Linked DNA regions of Homo sapiens: region 1 is linked to region 2. The links are chromatin loops, found by intact Hi-C in ENCODE. Cell type or tissue: heart left ventricle. All regions are shown on one strand. Links, peaks and the distances in the headings refer to the core of each region. The heading gives the core; the rest is flanking DNA.

What was found. Peaks named below come from ENCODE experiments on the same cell type or tissue, not always from the same donor. Only the 100,000 strongest peaks of a DNase experiment are listed, where the experiment ranks them.
Region 1: it touches region 2 in a loop (2.0-fold over the local background); 2 of 110 quality-filtered maps call a loop at or near these places.

Annotation. Positions count from the first base shown.
Region 1 is chr6:5,282,852-5,292,338 of GRCh38, forward strand. The region is part of intron 1 of FARS2 (phenylalanyl-tRNA synthetase 2, mitochondrial); the gene reads left to right. Among named protein-coding and RNA genes, the nearest start is that of FARS2, 26 kb to the left of the region's middle. In heart left ventricle, for the core only: no CTCF peak of the experiment used is centred there; a DNase peak (open chromatin) is centred at 4,120; H3K4me3 peaks cover 686 bases; H3K27ac peaks cover 1,630 bases.
Region 2 is chr6:5,374,894-5,384,380 of GRCh38, forward strand. The region is part of intron 2 of FARS2 (phenylalanyl-tRNA synthetase 2, mitochondrial); the gene reads left to right. Among named protein-coding and RNA genes, the nearest start is that of FARS2-AS1, 78 kb to the right of the region's middle. RefSeq lists an enhancer at 4,688-4,787. In heart left ventricle, for the core only: a CTCF peak has its summit at 4,954 (motif pointing left); no DNase peak of the experiment used is centred there.

The DNA of each region.
Region 1 (9,487 bases), core at 426-8,425, 92 kb before region 2:
GGCAGAGATATTGTCCAGACAGAGGCTGGCTGAACAGCAGGGATAAAGGAGAGAGTGGCCATAAAGCCTAGTGGCTTGCAATGCATATAGTATAACATTCAAGGGCCAGGCACGGTGGCTTACACCTGTAATCCCAGCAGTTTGGGAGGCTGAGGCAGGTGGATCATTTGAGGTCAGGAGTTCAAGACCAGACTGGCTGACATGGTGAAACCCTGTCTCGACTAAAAATTCAAAAAAAATGCAGGATATGGTGGCCCACACCTGTAATCCCAGCATTTTGGGAGGCTGAGACAGGCAGATCACCTAAGGTCAGAAGTTTGAGACCAGCCTGACCAATATGAAGAAACCCCATCTCTACTAAAAATACAAAAATTAGCTGGGCATGTTGGCATGCGCCTGTAATCCCAGCTACTCAGGAGGCTGAGATAGGAGAATCACTTGAACCTGGGAGGTGGATGTTGCAGTGAGCTGAGATTGTGCCATTTCACTCCAGCCTGTGCAACAAAAGTGAAACTCCTGTCTCAAAAAAAAAAAAAAAAAAAAACAAATTAGCCAGGCGTCTTGGTGGGCATCTGTAGTCCTGGCTACTCGGGAGGCTGAGGCAGGAGAATTGCTTGAACCCAGGAGGTGGAAGCTGCAGTAAGCTGAGATTGCGCCACTGCACTCCAGCCTGGGCAACAGAGCGAGACTTTGTTTCAAAAAAAAAAAAAAAAAATCAGAAGGCATAAATACATACAGGATGAAAAATCAGCTTCTCTCCTGTCTCTGTCCTTCAGCTCTTACCTGGTCTTAGACATTTTCTTATATATGCATGTATATGCATAAACTACATTTATATCGCATTTCTAAAAGGTGTCAGGTACCATTCACACTATTCTTGTTTTTATCCTTTAACAGTATATCTCACAGATACCCTGTATCAAATGTATCAATACATGTAGAGGTGCCTTATTCTTAATTTACTTAGCCAGTCCCCAATCAATAAAAATTTGTTTCCTGTCTTCAGCTTTTACAAATTGTTTAGTGAATATAATATCCTCATTCAGGCATCATTTTGCACACATACAAACAGGTATATATGTAGGTTTAAATTATTGCTTGCCGAAATAAAGGATATATGCATTTAAAATGTTGATAGATATTGTCAAATTATCTTCTACAAAGGTTTTTACCAGCAATGCCTCTTTCTTAGACCCTTACTGATAGTGTTATCAAACAATTTGATCTTTCCCAAACTGCACATTAAAAATACTATCTAATTGTCATTTCAATTTGCATTTCTCTCATGAATGCTATTGAGCACCTTGTTACAGCTTTCAGAGGCATTTGTAATTCATTTCGGGGGATCGTTCTGTCATTAGCTCATTCTCATTTTGCTATTCAGAGGTTGGACTTATATGGAGTGCTGGTGATGGTTTCTCATAAATCACTATTCTGGAGTTTTGGTGGATATATTAAGGCAACAGTCTTCCTATTTTATTAAAAGTTTATTTGTCTTAAGAGGGAATTTTAACTTTGGTCCAATGTCTGGGGAGCTGATGGTATGCTGTTTCTCTTTCGATCGTAGGACAAGTTAGAGAAATAGATTTCCTATCTTGAATTATGGGGTGTGTGCCTGCAATCCACCACCTGCTCTGGCTGTCGTGCAGTGTTCTTCCATGGCTTCTGGGTTCTGTTTGTTAACATTTTATTTGAGATTTCTGCATATAGATCATAAATAGTGCTTATGTTTTATATGTTATTTATCACTGGAACTACTTTTCAGAGATCACCAGTCGCCTTCTGGTGATTACATTAACACTCCCTCACCTTGTTTACTGTCTTCCATCCCCTTCAACTCATCTGTGGCATTTCACACCCTGACTAGTGTTCTCATTTCACCTTCTTGAAATGTTCTCCCTCCTCTTCTGTGATGTGAAGAGCTGAGCTCTGTGGTCCTTGGTGGGTCTTCCTCCTCTCAGCGCTTCTGTCTTCTCCCCAGAGCCTCCCTCCGTGGCCTTTCGACTCCGGTGATCACTGGCATGGGCCTCTCTCAAGCATTGCTTAACATGTTCATCTGCATGGCCTGCCATCACCTGGAACTCAATGTGTCTGAAACAAACTCAGTCGTCACCCCCACCCCAAGTCAGCTTCTCACTCAACCTCTAACGTTTTGTTAAGGATCCTGGCTCCAGCATGTGTGGAGTGCCTTCCATGTGCCTGGCTCTAAGAAGCCAGGTAGCAAGGAGAAAAAGTGACAGCAAAGGGGGCAGGCAACAAATACAGATTTCAAGAGACTTGAAGCGAGAAAGAAAAGGCCACAGGTTGGAGAGGGAGAGGCTGACAGGAGCCTGATCTGTCTGAGGTGCAGAAGCAGTCAGGGTGAGAAGCATCGGATGCAGTGACGGAAGAGGCCAAAGGGAGCAGTGTCCAGGAGGCGACCGAGGGGAGCAATAAGCTGGAGGAGGAGTCCAGAGGGAGAAGGGGAGGAAGGCAGGATCTAGAGAGACTGATGGGGGAACACCAGCTGCCGGAGGATGAGGCCTGTGCTGAGAAGAGTGGGGTTTGGTTCTTGAGGAGAATAGACATTTTAAGTCCTCTGAACATTTTTCTTAATGTGTATTATACCTTTGTGAGCAAAATGCTGTTCTCAGCTACTTTTGAGAGACTCGTAAAGCGTGTAGGAGGACACGGAGGACCATGGGGGACTCATCTTTGCACATGGTGGGTGCTCGCAGTTATTCCTTGAATGTAAGGCTGCATCAGCAAGTGCATTCTCTCTTCAGGCAAGACTGCTTTTCAAATCTCTCCATTAGCAGTTCCATATCAGCAGCTTTAGGGCAGGTAGAGAAGGCGTTCATATCTCTTGAAATGTCAATCAAACCATTTAGGTCAAGTTTCAGTGTCTGTCTCAGTGATGTTATCTCTGTGGGTAGTAAGGGGCCATGAAGCCCAGCTAGCAGTCACCCTCAGCACTCCTGAGAGGCCTCGCGGCATTCCCTGGAATTCCTCAGTCTTGGGTGCTGCTTCTTTGCACGGGGCTTCTTCTCTCCAGTTGTTTGTCCCAATTGTTAAGAAAGTTCATACCTGTGGAGAATATGGTTCTTCACTTTGCTCTGTCCTTCCCACCCACGGTCTCATACACCTGCCTAGAACACTTCCTCTGTTTGCATCATAACATTTCACATGTGATAGCTGTTCCCTTCTTATGTCTCTTTCTCCAGGATAAAGGTAACCTTTTTCGCTCATCTTCTAAATACTTGATTTCCAGACACTTTAATTCATAGGCTTGCATTTAGTACACTCTAAATTGAACATTGGATTGATTGTTGTCAGTGGGGTCAACACTGACCCCTTGTTCCTAGATAGAATTATAATCTGACTGTCCATGTTTCCTTATAGTATCCTGTGGTGCTTATCATAAGGGCACTAAGTTTTTACTTTTTTTTGGAGACAGAGTCTCACTTTGTCACCCAGGCTGGAGTGCAGGGGTGTGATCTTGGCTCACCTCAGCCTTGACCTTCTGGGCTCAAGTGATCCTCCTGCCTCAGCCTCCCAAGTAGCTGGGACTACAGTTGCATGTCACCATGCCCGGCTAATTTTTGTGTTATTTGTAGAGAGGGGGTTTCTACATGTTGCCCAGACTGTTAACTCCTGGGCTGAAGTGATTTGCCTGCCTCGGTCTCCCAGACTGCTAGGATCATAGGTGTGAGCCACTGTGCCTGACCAATCTGTACTTCTATTCAGAATATAAAGTGTGTTTTACTACCCATGCTCTATCACTCTGTATGTAGAAATAAATTACGTATATGTGTATGAGTGTGTGTGTATTATATACATAATTATATTCAATGCGATTTATAAAATACATGTATGATATGGGTACCAAATACATTAATACCATATAATTATGTATATAGAACATGCATAATGTATACTTTATTATTATGTATGTAACACATATGTTGGCATGTGTGTATGTGTGTGAGAGAGAACAGTTTCTATATGTTAAATAATTTCCATGTTAATTTTGGTGCCACTGCAGAATCTTTCTGAGAGTGAGAAACTCCTCCCGGGGCATGTTCGCCTCTGAACCCGTAGTGCAGAAAGCCTGACCTCATCAGACCTAATACAGGAAGACTCGCTGCACTTGTGGCCCCAGGCCTGGCCGCCTGTGGAGCACAGAGCATGGCCATTGCCCCGTGGCTTGGCTCTGTTGAGGGCTGCCTGTTAGCTCCAGCTTTACTGGTAGCCTGGTTAGCTCTTTAGGTAAAGAGCCAGACAAGTTCAATTTGGTTTTGGTGTTGATTCTTTCCAAAGCAAAGCAAATTTCCCGGGTGTGATATAGTGTTCAGATTTGATTTTGCATGTTGAGCCCGAGGCATTCCTTTGCCTGACTTGGCTTCTCAGCTCTGTTTGTGGGGAACTGGGCTGTAGACATTTGCTGTGGACCTTGTGTCAGAGGTGGCAGTGGTGCTAGTGGGGAAGAGAGAAGAGAAATGGTGGAGTGGTCCGTGTTATCATCCTGTTCTAGTGCTCAGAACTGCTCACGGAGGTGTCCTCAGCCCATCCCACAGCCTGTTCCTTCCCGGCCGCACTGTTTCCTCTTTTTATCCTGATTCTCTTTTTGGCACTGAGAGTGGCCATTTTTCCATTGCCTGTTTCCTCTTGCTCTCCCGTGTCCCTGAAATTAGCCTGCCCCTGGCCTGGTGCGAGCCCAATGAGGGGACATTCGGGCTGCTGTTCCTTCATGCTTTCTCCCACCTCATAGCCCTTCCCCGTCCCACAGAAAGAATCTTAGAGAGTTGGCCTACTTTCTGTCGATGCTGCTCCCTTGGAGGACCTCATAGAATGCCACAAATTCTGTATCAGAAATAGCTCTGTTTATTTGAATGGTTGGATGTCACCCTCTTCCAGAAAAACACTGTTAGTACACACGGGGAATTCCTTAAGATGCGGAGCTCTTCTTCAAATTACTCCAGCCCCATGTGGCTCCAGTTGTTTTTTTCAAGAGATGACTCATCTTTGTGGCCACACTTGGGAAATTTAAAGCTGTTCACTCTACTGAAGACAGAGGCTGGGGATGAGGAAAACAGTCACAGAGGCCTCTGATTATTATTAAGGTAGTGCAGGTATCTGTCATGTTCTCCTGTAATATTTTCTCTTTTCCTCTCCCTTCTGTCATCTTCCTTCCTCCCAGCTGCCTTGTTCCCAGAGCCCTCCTCATATTTATCCAGGGAGTGTCACTGCATCCAACATGTTTGTTCCCATGTTGCTCGTTGGCAACGTCACAGCCAGGACTGGGTGACAAAGATCTCCTCTGGGTCTTGCTTTCCCACTGTGCTGAGTCCAGTGATCATCTTTCATGTTTTGTCCAACCATCTGCCCTGAGATCTTGCTGTCTACTTCTTTTGATGTTTGTAGTCAATAGCTTGAAGTGACTTCTTCTTCTTCTTCTTTTTTAACCTCAGTAAATTATTACAAAGCAAATACCCTGACCATCCTAGTCAAAAAAGAACATTACATAAGCATTGAGCCTCTCCCAAACACCAATCCCTCCTGCTTTCCAAGAGGGAATCACTATCAGAACACTTGGGATCATCACTTCTTTCTGGAGCACCTCGTTTGATACCTCATTGTGAAGTCCAGGTTGTTCTTCTCACTTGTGCACTGTACGAATCACCAAATATACTTTCTAATGCTACTGAGTTTGATGAGAACTGTTCTAGAACACAGCCGTGATCTGTGGTTTTGAATATATGTGGTTGGATTCTCCCATTCATTCAACAAGTATATGTACGTGCTGGGCACTGTTGTAGGTGCTGGCAGTATATGGAGGTGCGGACTGGGGACAAAATCCCTGCTCTCATGCAGCTTCCATTCTTCTCATGGAGCTCAAGAAAATGCTCTTAAAAGACAGAGAATTAGAAAAAATACCTCTCCACTGGCTTTTTAAGACATAGGTGAGAGGAAACAGCTATTGTTCAGTCTTTGCCATCACTTCATTGATTCTGATTTTAAGCAACCCAGTTTTTGAGTCTGGTTTCTCCATCATGAAAATGTTGCAAATTTTAGGGCTGTTGTAAACATATATAGCTGTAGATCAAGTCATTTATTCTAGGTTGAATTTCTAAGATATTCAGCTCTCAACATTAGAATCATTAAGAATATTACTCCTACATTTACTACACTTTCTTCACAATCAGCATGCCCTTAGAGTGGGAGAATTTTGATGATTGATTTTAGCATTGATAACTGAAATATTTTTTAAAATGGAAGAAAATGTTAATAAAATATTTTGATGACACACTTAACATGTAACATGAATCAAATTCCAGATTTAAGCCAAAACTCAAGGGATTACATTTGAGTTTTAATGCTTAGAAGTTTGAGTACTCTATGCTTTCTACCAGTGCTCCAAAGACTGGAAATAATAGAATTGCTTGTTTATTTGCCAAATCAGGCACTGGTTTTGTTACTGGAGGAAGGTGTCCAGGTTCTTGGCGTTTTGAACAAAGAATTAGACAAAACGCACAAACAAAGCAATGAAAGAAAACCACAGATTTTGAAAGTACATGCCACAGAATGGAAAGGGGCATGAGCAAGTGGCTCAAGAGCCCAGTTACAGAATTTTCTGGGGTTTAAATACCCTCTAGAGGGTTCCCACTGGTTACTTGGTGTACACTCTGTGTAAATGAAGTAGTGGTCCACGACCAGTCTGATTGGTTGCGGAAAGGGACTAATGAGAGGCTGAAGTGAAGTTACAAAGTTACACTCCTATGCAAATGAAGACTTGGCCTGTGACCAGTCTGATTGGTTGCAGGAGGGGACTAATCAGAGGCTGAAGTGAAGTTACAAGGTTATACTCCAGTGCAAATGAAGACTTGGCCTGTGACCAGTCTGATTTGTTGCAGGAGGGGACCAATCAGAGATACTTTCAATTTTTCATCTGCCACATGGAGAAGAGCAGGGAGGAGTAGCCTCTGGTTCTTTTGTTACTTGGGCATGGAAAGTTGGGGTTTTCCTTTTGATTTAGTTGTAGGAAGTCAGTGTGAATTGGCCTTAGGTTCCCTGCCTCCAAACCCTATTCTCCTGCCTCAGTTTGAATTCTTGCACCAGAGAAAATCCAAAACAGAAGGAATTCCACTCTTTTGTGTTCATGGTTCTTTTCAAAAGCTAGTTAGAGAGTGTAAAATTTTCAATATTTATATTAAATAATGGTGTTTTAAAGTGTAAAATAGTTTTGGACAGAAATAAGAAATAGCTTGCTGTGTATTACATTTCCTGAAACTACAGGAAAGTTGATTTTTGGTATATTTTGATATCCATACCCTTCAACAAAAGTCTTAAGTCAATGACATTTTACCCCCATTTATCTGTTTTGTACCGACTACTATGGCAAGTGACTGTGTGTGTGAGGGAAACAGTAATGCTTGACAACTCATGCTTCCTGATACAGAGGTTTCTCTAGGTAGGTAGTTCACTTTTTGTACAAAGCTGGCAGGTTCTGTGGACAGAAACCATGGTATCTCACAGACTGCATTTAAGTTACCTCTGAGATTGCAAACTCCATGGCAGAAAAGATCACAGCAATTTGGGTATCTGTTTTAAATTGACAACTTAAAATGCACAATATGTTTATTTCTAAATTTTCAAAGTTAGAAAACAAGACAGCCTATATTAAATAATATAGGAATTTTTAAAGCAGAATGTGCTAAATGTAGAAAGTAGCTCAGTTTTTCTACTTGAAGGACAAAAATTCTAGGTTGACATACTCCTATTTTGATGACCTGTGATTGGTTGATGAGCTCAACCTTAGTTGGTAGTATTTCCCTTTTATCCCCCTGGGGGTGGCTTTAAATAATTCTAGAATGGCAGCACTGTGTTAATCTTTGGTTTGTTTGTTTTGAGACAGGTTCTCACTCTGTCCCCTAAGCTGGAGTGCAGTGGCACAATCATGGGTCACTGTAGCCTCCACCTCCTTCCAGCCTTCCACCTCCCACCTCAGCTTCTCCAGTAACTGGGATCACAGGCACACACCACCATGCCCAGCTACTTTTTAACTTTTTTGTAGAGACAGGGTTTCACTATGTTGCCCTGTCTGGTCTTGAACTCCTAGACTCAAGTGATCCTCCCACCTCAGCCTCCCAGAGTGCTGGGATTACAGGTGTGAGCCACCATGCCTAGCCTGTGCTAATCTTAGAAGGAAAATTTCTTTCCAAATGTCTTCTTGAAGCATATAGTGTATATAAGAATCTACCTGTATTTTTGTCATTTTCATACACTTCAGAAATAGTTGTAGAAACTTTATGGTGCGATGTGCATTTACCATGAAGAACAGGCTTTGTTAGCATTTACCTAATAAGTTCCTAGTCATTTTGATTAATTCAGTCTTGTTGACATGATCTCATATAAGATCTAACCACAAGAAGCTGGTGCTTAACCTCGATCCTCTCATTTATCATTGGGATTTTAGTAGGATGCTGATTTTGAATAAGTTGAACACCTTCTAAACTTTTTTCCAAAATCCAGTGCTGCTAAAAACAGTTCTCTGAAGGTGAGGTCCTGGAGAGTTAGGCGGGAGGTGGGTGAAGAGGCTTTAGAGGCCGATGGTGATCCCAACTTCCTAAACTATCCAATTTGGGGGAAAGAATCTTCTTTGATTTTTACAATTTTTAAGAAAATGAAGTCTGAGATCTTTCTTACAAAAAATAATTATTTAGTCTTTCTGGTACTGATAATTAGTGAGAGATTTATCAATCCTTTTTACCCTTAGAATTAAATATTGAATAGCTGAGTGTGTTGGCATATGCCTATAGTCTCAGCTACTAGAGAGGCTAAGACGGGAGTCCAGGAGTTTGAGGCTAAAGTGAGCTGTGATTGAGCCACTGCAAGCCAGTATGGACAACAGCAAGACCCATCTCTTAAAAAAAAAAAGAAAAAGAATTAAATATTGAATATATTTAATGAAGAATCAGGTTTCTTTATGAGTATTCATTTGTTAATTTTACAAAGATGTGCAAACTGTTGTATATACAAAGTCTAATAAGATATACTATTTTATTACTCCAAAGAGTGCATAGTCTGTAGGGGAGACTAATAAGTCAACAATTACAATAAAAATTGATAATATGGGTGATCATTGTTAGATAGGTAGACAGATACATGCTGTGAGGTCAGAAAGGAGGGTTGGTTACCTAACCCAGACAGATCGAGTCAGAGAAGGTTTTCTCGGAGTGGGGGTTGTCAGAATGAACAGGAGGTAAGCAGGTGAAGGGGCTGGGAGACCTTTCCTTGGCTGAGGGAGCTATGTTTGTATGACACATGTGTCTGTATGGCTGATGTTTCCAGGGAGGTAGTTGATGACAAGACATGAGATTGGTCAGGTATTCAGGAAATAAATTATGAAGGCAAAAGACTTTAGATTTTTCTGAAGAGTTTTAAGCAGAAAAGTGACCTTTAAGACTTCTGTTTTAGATCATTTTGACAGCAGCCTGGAGAGCAGGCC
Region 2 (9,487 bases), core at 451-8,450:
CATGATAAAAACTTTTAGCAAATTAGAAATAGAGGGAAACTTCCTTGACTTTACAAATGAAATCCATGAAGCTCTTACAGCAAACATAATTAATGGTGCATCATTCTAAATATTTCTATCCAAATTAGCCACAATTCAGGATTCCTTCCTATCACTGTTCATCATTATGTGGTAAATTCTAGCTTATGCAGTAAGCCAGAAAGAGAAATAGAAGGCATAAGCATTGGAAAACATAGATAAAACTGCTTTATTTGTAGAGGATTTGATGCTTTACCTAGAAAAAGAATATACAGATCAACTATTAGAACTTACAAGACAATTCAACAAAGTTGTTGGATTCAGGGACAATATAGAAAAATTAATGTTTTTATCCATAAGTAAGAACCAATTACCAAATATAATAACACATTTTATTTGTAGTATCAACTAAAATATTTCAGTACCTAGGTATAAATCTTGCATCAGATATTTGAGATATTTATGGATAAAATTATTAAATATTATTAAAAGACATAGAAGAACATAAGGAGAGATTTACCATATTTGTAGATTCATAGATAGGAAAACAATATCATGAAGATGACAATTCATCCAAAATTAATCTACAAATCCAGCGCAAATCCAACCAAAATTTTCACTGGATATTTTGGAAAAATTGAGGGACTAATCTTAAAATTTATAGAAAGAGCCCCAGGTATTAAGACTTATACTTGTGTAGTTGTAAAGATAGTTTAGTAATGGCACAAGGTTAATTGGGTAGAGAACATTGCAACAGCTCTACTTCATATTTGAGAACTTATGAAATATAAGTGATATTTCATATCACATAAGTGGGAGGTGATGGATTCTACATTAATTGTTCTGAGACAGTTATCTCTATAGGAAAACAGTGGATCTCTACCTCACTCTAAATCCATCAAATGGATGGATTAATAAGTCATTTGTGAAAAAGAAATCTTTAAAACTTTTGGAAGAAAATATAGGAGATTGTCATTTTTACTCTGATAGAATATAATATCATAAACATGAGAATTCTTGAACAAGAAAAATCCATAAGGGAAAAAAGTGCTAAAGTTGGCTACATTGTGTTAAAACATCTGCCTAATAAAAGTCTCCATAATCAAAGTTATGAGACATTTCTACGTGCTGGGTGGAGATATTTGCTGTGTTGTCAGACATATTCCTACTGGATTCTTTTTTTCATCCTGAGACTTTCTTTTACATGATCACTACCAATCTTCTGTCAATCTTTCGACACTGTTCTCCTTTCTGAAAATGCATATAGGTGGTGAGCACACGTGTGTGCTTTTACTATTCTTTAAACATGTCATACTCATATACTTTTATGTGTATGATTTATTGTGTAAGAAGAAGGCACATGACTGGCTGATAAACAAGGACCAGCTTTATCAATAAACAAGAAAATGCAAATTAAAACAACCAAATATGATTCCAAACTCAGCAGATTAGCAAAATTTGATAATCCTCACAATACCAAAGGCCTAGAGGAACTGTCCATCTTATAGCCTTCTATTGGGAGTGTATATAGTTACTGCCACTTTGGAGGGTAATTTGGTAGTTTCCAATGAAAACAAAAATTGTATGCTATGTGATTTGGCATTTTTTTCTTTAAGTGTTAAAAAGTCTCAAAAACCCATCAAGAGGAGCAAGGATAGATAAAATGGGCTCTGTTTTTATATTGAATACTTTATAGCAATTAACATAAACGATCTAGAGGTACTTGTATCAACATGGATGGGTTTTAATGCAATCTTGAGGGAAACAAGTACACCGCGAGTGGTACTAAACTATCATATCTTTTTAAATGGATATTCAGAATGCACCCAATAACAAAAACATGCCCGACAATGTGTGTTCTTATGGACTTGCTTATATTCTTTCTCATCTGTCTTTGTCTATTTCTCTTTTTATGCACACAAACACAATTTTTCTTTAATCCAGCTAGATAAACATAAAAGTAGATGTGAAAAAATATATGGAAATAATAAACACAAAAATCAAGGTCGTGATTATTTATGATGTGGAAGGAGGGTGAATGAGATCAGGCATCATATCATTCTTTGCAAACAATGCAATATTTTATACTTTTTAGGAGCATAGAAGGATTTTGAGACTTACATGTTTGAGAACCACTGTTCTATAGCTTCCAAACGAAATTTTTAGAAAACATTTGAGACATTTAGTTTGCAAAGAATGGTGAATTTCAAGTATTTGGCAGGCCCACCAGAGGAAACTCTTACAAATCCTGTGTCTATTTAATCTGATTAAAAATGTCAGTTGAAACATGCATGTGTGGACCAGTGCTCAGACAAGTTCTGTTTTCCCACTCTCCCTGGTGGCACCTTGTCGTGTTTCACCAGATGCACACTTGTGTGTGGGCCCTGAGGATGGACAGAGGAGTTGCGTGAGAGACAGGCATTCCGCAGGTTGTTCTCCAGTCTTGGCTGCAGACTGTTTGCCTCCTTATTTTGTCTTCATTCCCCTTTGATAACATCCTCTGGGTCTGTTTCTTCCAGGATTTTTCTGTCGTGTACACACATGTGCAGGCAATACTTCCTCCTGAATTTAAGACGATTCATAATGAGCCTTCTTTTCTTCCAGATTCTGTCTCCATTATTATTATTATTATTTAAAATTCTAAATGCCTCTTGTTTTCTTAAATTTTATACAAGAATGTGCATATCTGTTTCTTGTCCTTCTTGCTAGTAGTTCTCAAACTTGAGTGTATTAACCAGTCTTGGTCCATGACCGAGTTTTTGTTGATTTTACAGGAAAATAAAAAATATAAGAGCAATATACCAATTTTTATAAAGGTATATTTATTTATTTTAAAGAGCTCTCCTCTGTTCTAGGATGATTTCCTTGCCACTTTCCTGAGTGTTAAAATGCAATTTCTCTTATGAAGTGATGGTGATAGTATTTTAAGCATATGCCTGTACTTGGCAAAATAAAGCATTGCCTACCTTATCTTAGTCCCTATAATGTTTTGAAATTTTTACCAATCTATGAAATATATAACCTTACACCTTAACAAATGAAGGCATAATTGTGGAGAAGTTATAAATATTACATAATTAATATATAATTTACAAATATTCACACAGAAATAAAGGGAAATCTTTTCGGAAAAGAGGATGAGTGAAGGTGTACAGAGAAGTAAGCTTTTTGTATAATTTTGACCACAACCCATTACTGGAATGGCCCTTCATCAAGAGGTGTGTGTTCAGTTCATATACCACCCACCCCTTTAAACATAATCATGCTCATTCGCCATTTCCTCATGGAGGGATTTTAGGAGCGTAGAAGGATGTTGAGACTTACACGTTTGAGAACCACTGTCCTCAAACCACTGTCCTCAACCACTGTGGGTGAGGGGCTCCTTCCACGGAGGCTGCTCCTGCCCTCACGATTCCTTCCCGCTGGAGTGAGGCGCTTCTTTTTGAACACCCCTTTGGCATCCTTTGTGGTTCATCCTTGTCAGAAAAAACCGCTGTCATTTATCATTAGAAAATCTCACTTTTGCTGCCTTTGATATTCTCTCCCACTTTCCAGATGGTTCACTGGAACCCTCCTGTTCTTGGGCTTCTCTTTCCAAGCTTCCCCGCTGTTACTCTTGTAGTGAGCCCATGGTTGTCTCTTTATTCCTGCTTTCTGCTCTGAATCACTTTTCTGTCTTTCAGTGAGTGACAGGGTTTTATTCTCCACCGTGTGGTTATTGGGTTTCCTTAATAGCCTCATGTGGAGGGGCTTTGTTGAAGGCATTTTTATTCGGCTTTGACAGATTATAGTCCCCATGTTTCCCTAATCTCTTCTTTAAAATATTTTAGGAAGCATTGTCCCTGTCAAAGACACACTTAAATTCAAACAGCTTTTCCTTTTTAAAATTATTTTTCTCTGTTCACATGTTTACGTAGTCCTCTGTCTTGACAGTTAAGTGAGAGGCAACTGGTCATAGTGAGGAGTCCATGGATTTGGGAAATACCCCATTATTGGAGGGCAAAGCATGATTTGGAGGACCGTTTGGAGAGAGACCCCTTTTTCTGTGGCACAGGGCTTTTGCAGATAATTAGTCTTTGGCTACGACAAGATGGAAACTATTAGGCTCTTAGTCTGAGACTCATCACTGCCTTGTAGCAGTTTTGCCCATGACCCTTACTGGGCTTTCAGCAACTCACTGCCTTGAAATGTTAGTTTGTGTGTGCCTGGTGTCTCCAGCTGGTTAGTCAACTCCTTAAGGGTGCCACTCTATCTCTTTTTGTGCCTGATCTTTCTAACCCAGGATTCTGCACAGAACAGCAATGTCTCCCTCTTTCTGGGCTGTCAACTTTCACTGAAAAAAATGACAGCTAGCACTGTTAACTGCATGGCAGCTCACCTATCTGCTTGTCTAGTTGGGTATTCTCAGCTATAAGAGCACATGTGTCTGTTAGGGTCCAATTCTGATATGGAAACCGCACAGTAACTTGATCAAGGAAAGCATAATGTAAAGAATTACAAACTCCAACACAGAACTTGGGTAATCAGGGATTGGCCAGTAAGAGGTAATGAAAGAGTCCAGAAGTATTATCTATAAGGAGGAGCTGCTACCCTTAGGACTAAGACGGGGACCCAGAGAAGAGCCCCTTCCTCCTTCCCGCAGCTGTGGTTCACTGAGTGGCTCAGAAGTGCTAGTAGTGGTGCCATGCTGGTGAAATTGCTTGATATCCACGCTCTGGAATGTACCGAAATCTGCTTTCTTGGGTGTGGGGAAAGTTAATTTGGGAGACTTGTCTTGTGGGAAGCACTATGCTATGAAAATGATCAAATGGGGTACCGAGGAGAGCAGCTGGCCATTGGAGGAGCTGTGTTGCCACCTGCACTGCAGATCTGGGCAAAAGAAGTGCAGGGTGCCCAGTAAGAATACCTTCCTTTGCCATGTCCCTCCAGCGACCTCTACTGACAAAGTTTAGCATTTTGCCAGCTGGCAAAGGAAAATATTTCAAGGACTCAACTCAGTTTTCACAGAGCAGGCAATGAAGGATTGATTGTTTTGTGTAGGTGATAAGTGACAGAGTCAGCTTGCTCCCTTTCCTGAATGTCTAGAAGCCTTTAGGGAGATAGGCTATCATTTATGCAATTACATGAGTTGCTAGGGAAAGTCATATTTATGGAGGCAAAATATTTGTTCTTAATTCAAATTTAATATTTCTGAAAACAATTAGGTAATGGGAAAGCTCTCTAGTTATTCGATCTTAGTAGATGGAATACACAGAGAATAGAGGATGTTCTCAAGGGTAAAAGCTTGTGCTCCTGAACCAATAATAGCATCCAAAGAAAAACAGATTAATATTCTTTACATCTCATTTCTCTAAGATCTCAGGAAAATTATTGCCATTTACATTCTACATTTGTTGTTGAAGGCTAAGAGGGCCTCATTAGGTTTACCAAATCCAAATAATTACAGTTAGAGACGGTGTTTTTTTCTACTAGCTGAAGTGATGTGTGAAAATAGCAAAAATATTTTCACAGAGAAATTATGCTCTTTAACAGTAAACTTCACGCCTTGCTAGGAACTGCATTTCTCTGCCTGGTGTGTATCATCGAATGCTACTTGTAGGGATGGAGTGGTCTAATTTCACATTTCGAGCTTGGTAGGTGCAGGTGGGCTGTAGGTGAAAGGGAGTTTTCTTTACCAGCCAGCCTCAAAAATGGCTAGCAGCCGGTGCCACTCGCATAGTGTTGAATTATATGTCCAGATACCCCAGTCTACTCACAAATGTAAAAGACTACACTCTTGCTATTTGACCAAGAATGCACCCTGTACTGGGTACTTTCATTGTCTTCGCTCCGAGGCTTCGTCCTAAAATCTGCTTTCTGTGTCATCTCCCTGACTCATCCTGGGATAGGTCTCTGCAAAATTGTAAACTTTTGTTAGTTTAAATGAATTTGAAAGGTAAGATAGTTTTCTTAAACTAGATACATCATCTAAATACAATGTTAGTCTTTAGCTGTATATTTTAGTTTTTATAGAAACTTTATATAATCTTATATAAGATCAATAGTAGTTCATTATAGCAATTATTTATTTATTTATTTATTTATTTATTTATTTATTTATTTATTATGAGACAGAGTCTCGCTCTGTCGCCCAGGCTGGAGTGCAGTGGCGCGATCTTGGCTCACTGCAAGCTCCACCTCCTGGGTTCACGCCATTCTCCTGCCTCAGCCTCCTGAGTAGCTGGACCTATAGGTTCCCGCCACCACACCCGGCTAATTTTTTGTATTTTTAGTAGAGACTAAAAATCCTGTTAGCCAGGATGGTCTCAATCTCCTGACCTCGTTATCCGCCCGCCTCGGCCTCCCTAAGTGCTGGGATTACAGGCGTGAGCCACCGCGCCCGGCCTATAGCAATGATTTCTAATTTTCTTTTCTTTTCCTATTTGAGAGTCTGATGAGAAATTTGCATACTCCCCAGAAACACACACACACACACACACACACACACACACACATACACACACACACACAGATGCAGAATTTTTTATATAGTTTAAAGGGTTTTATAGGCTTATTAGTTAAAGGGTTTTATGGGCTACTGGATTAGATTATGAAATTTGAAGTCAGGGTCAAGGAGATAGTTTTTGCTTTTAATAGGTAATTCCCAATCTCAGTCTGTAGTAAATTGGAAAATCTGTTCTGGATTCTTTCAGCAATCCTCTCTCTTTCCACATCTGCCACTTTTCTGTGACACTTCTTTTGGGTCACATTGCCATGCTGGGGTTATGTTTGGTGGTCGATTATGTAAGTAGCAACGGAAGTTAGGGTTAAGTTAGCTATAGGAAGGCAGAGAATGCTGCCTAACTTGGGTATGACCAGATGTCAGTTATTAGAATGATTGGAGATTGAGAACCAAGTCAGGAGTTCAGAGTCAGAGGCAGTGTAGGAACAGGAGGCTGGGTTGGATGTGTTGGGGGAAACCAAGGGAAAAGTGGAAAGTCTCTCTCCGAGGGCTGGGAGCATTCCTAAGTTGTGGTCATTTCTGGACCAGGAAATACAAAGAGCTGGTTTCTGTTTAGAAAGCTGGTGAGGCGGACAGATAGCCAAAGAGCAGACTCTGGGACAGTGGGCAGCATGGGTCCTGCGGGGAGCAGATCTTGCCATCCATCTGGTAAACACTGGCCCTTGGAATCTTGTTATGTGTTGGACTTTAGATAGCGTGTGTGTATTCTTTAAGGTTTATGAGCTATGCTTAAATCAAGCAGAGAAAGATTTACGTTTGACAAATGACAAGGAACGATTTCTCACCATAAAGATTTTGAGTGAGAGAATGAGTTTCAAGGGAACTTGGGTTAACCTTCTCCAGGGTGATGCTTCTTAATATTTTTATGCTGTGGATTTCCAGATAAGGTAAAAGACCCTTCAGTTCAGTTATCCCAACTCTTTCATCTCTTTAATGCAAAAGGAACTCAGTGATAGCAATGAGGTGTCATTTGGGAATTTGGTGGTAGGACTATGTAGAATATGTATCCCTCTCCTTTGGTAATAGTAGTACAAATGATTTTTATTTAAACTTTAGTGTCTCAAATATAATCTTAAAATCTAGTTGTTAGATATTGATTCTATCATGTCAATTTACACACAGTAAAGTCATCCATAATGATGTAGCTAGAGTAACAGTGATTTATTATTAAAAGGCCTAATAGTATGTGAAGTCTACAACCAACTCAGGCTACCACTGAAGATCCACTGATAGTTTACTTCTTGGAATCGTGGAGATTCCACCTTTTGAAGAGTGCTGCAGGGAGTAGAAGCTTCTTTGTTATTGTCTGTTTATATTAGTCAGGGTTCTCCAGAGCAACCGAACCAATAGGATATAGCACAGATATATAATAAAAAGATGGCTCAGGAGGACAAACATTATAGTTTGTCACAATCTGAAGGTTGGAGAAGCAGAAGAGCCAATGGAGTCCAAGTCTGAAGACAGGAGAAGACTGATGTCCCAGTACAGGGACAGTGAAGTAGAGAGAATTCTTTCTTCCTCAGCATTTTATTCTATTCAGGTGCTTGATGGATTGGCTGAGGCCCACCACACTGGGGATGGCCACATGCTTTACTCGCTTTGCCTGTTCAAGTATTAATCTAGTCCAGAAACACCCTCACAGACACATCCAGTAATGATGTTTAATGAAATATCTGGGCACCCTGTGACCCCGTCAAGTTGGCACATAAAATTAACCATCATACCATTCTTGGGGATCTTCATGGTGAAACACTGAGAGTCCTCAGTCAGTTCTAATTTATATGTTCTATCGATGCCACATTTTTATTAATAACTCCTAGTGTACCACTTAGTCAATGACCAATAAATAGCCTCTATTTGTACATAAAAGTATAAGAATAAGGAATTATGCCTTTTTTACCCTTTAGGACTGAATAAAGGACTGGAACTTTTGGCCGCTGGCCTTTGGAGCCCCTCCATGGCCTGGACATTATATCTTGAAAATGTTTGTTTTTATAGCAGTGCTTGTTATTCTCCAGAATAACACCAGCTTTTGAGCTAGCGAAACGAGAGGCAAATCCTGGCTGTGCAACTCAGCCTCTGGTGACCTTAGATAAGTTCTTTAACGTTAACACTCTGAACTTCAGCGTCCATAACTAAAATGAGGACAACTCTTGAGTGGTGGTGAATGAGCCTGCCACGCTCCTGACATTAGGAGGTGTTCAGCTAATGGTCGCTGCCCTGCCCATCCCCTTCTGTGTATCTTACAAATAGTTGTCTCCTCCTTTTGTGTTAAGTGTTGATCCATCTGAGCATTGTCAATGTCAATTATGTATCTTGTGGGTTGTCCTTTTTAGTTCTGATCTACTTTTTTTTTTTTTTAAAGCCTTTGCTGTCTTTTCTGTTCTTTCCCGTGGTTGACTGATTAGTAATGTGTCTTCTGTCACCTTCCTATAGAACAGGTGATGGAATTTAGATGGGGCCTTTGTCCTGTTATATTTTGCCCACTGGCATCATGAATGAGCTGTTTAGCCACCTGGAGAAGAAAATGCAATCTCTTTCTCTCTGTTTGATCTGTCATCATGGCCCAGGAAGAAGATGTTGAGAGATCATAATTTTAAAGTTGACAGCAGAATGGGTGAAGTTTTCTCCTACTTTACATGGTGGTTGTCATGAGAACCAGTTCACACCAGAATGGGGTGTTTTTTGTTGTTGTCATTGTGCTTTTTGCCTTGACACATGGAGATATTTAATTTCCATGTAATTTGTGTGCAGCTTCCTTGCTTTGACGGATTGAAATTTCTGATTCTCTGTAGAGGCCAGAGCTTGGCAGTAATATTAATCTACTTCCTTTTCTCCTAGGAGAGCCCCTGAGAGAAGAAAAGTGCTGGAAAGTATAGTCATTGCGATATGTCAGGATTAATAAAAGCAGGCAAAGCAAATGGCCAGATTTCCAAAATACCCAGCAGCATTTGGCAGTATTTTTGG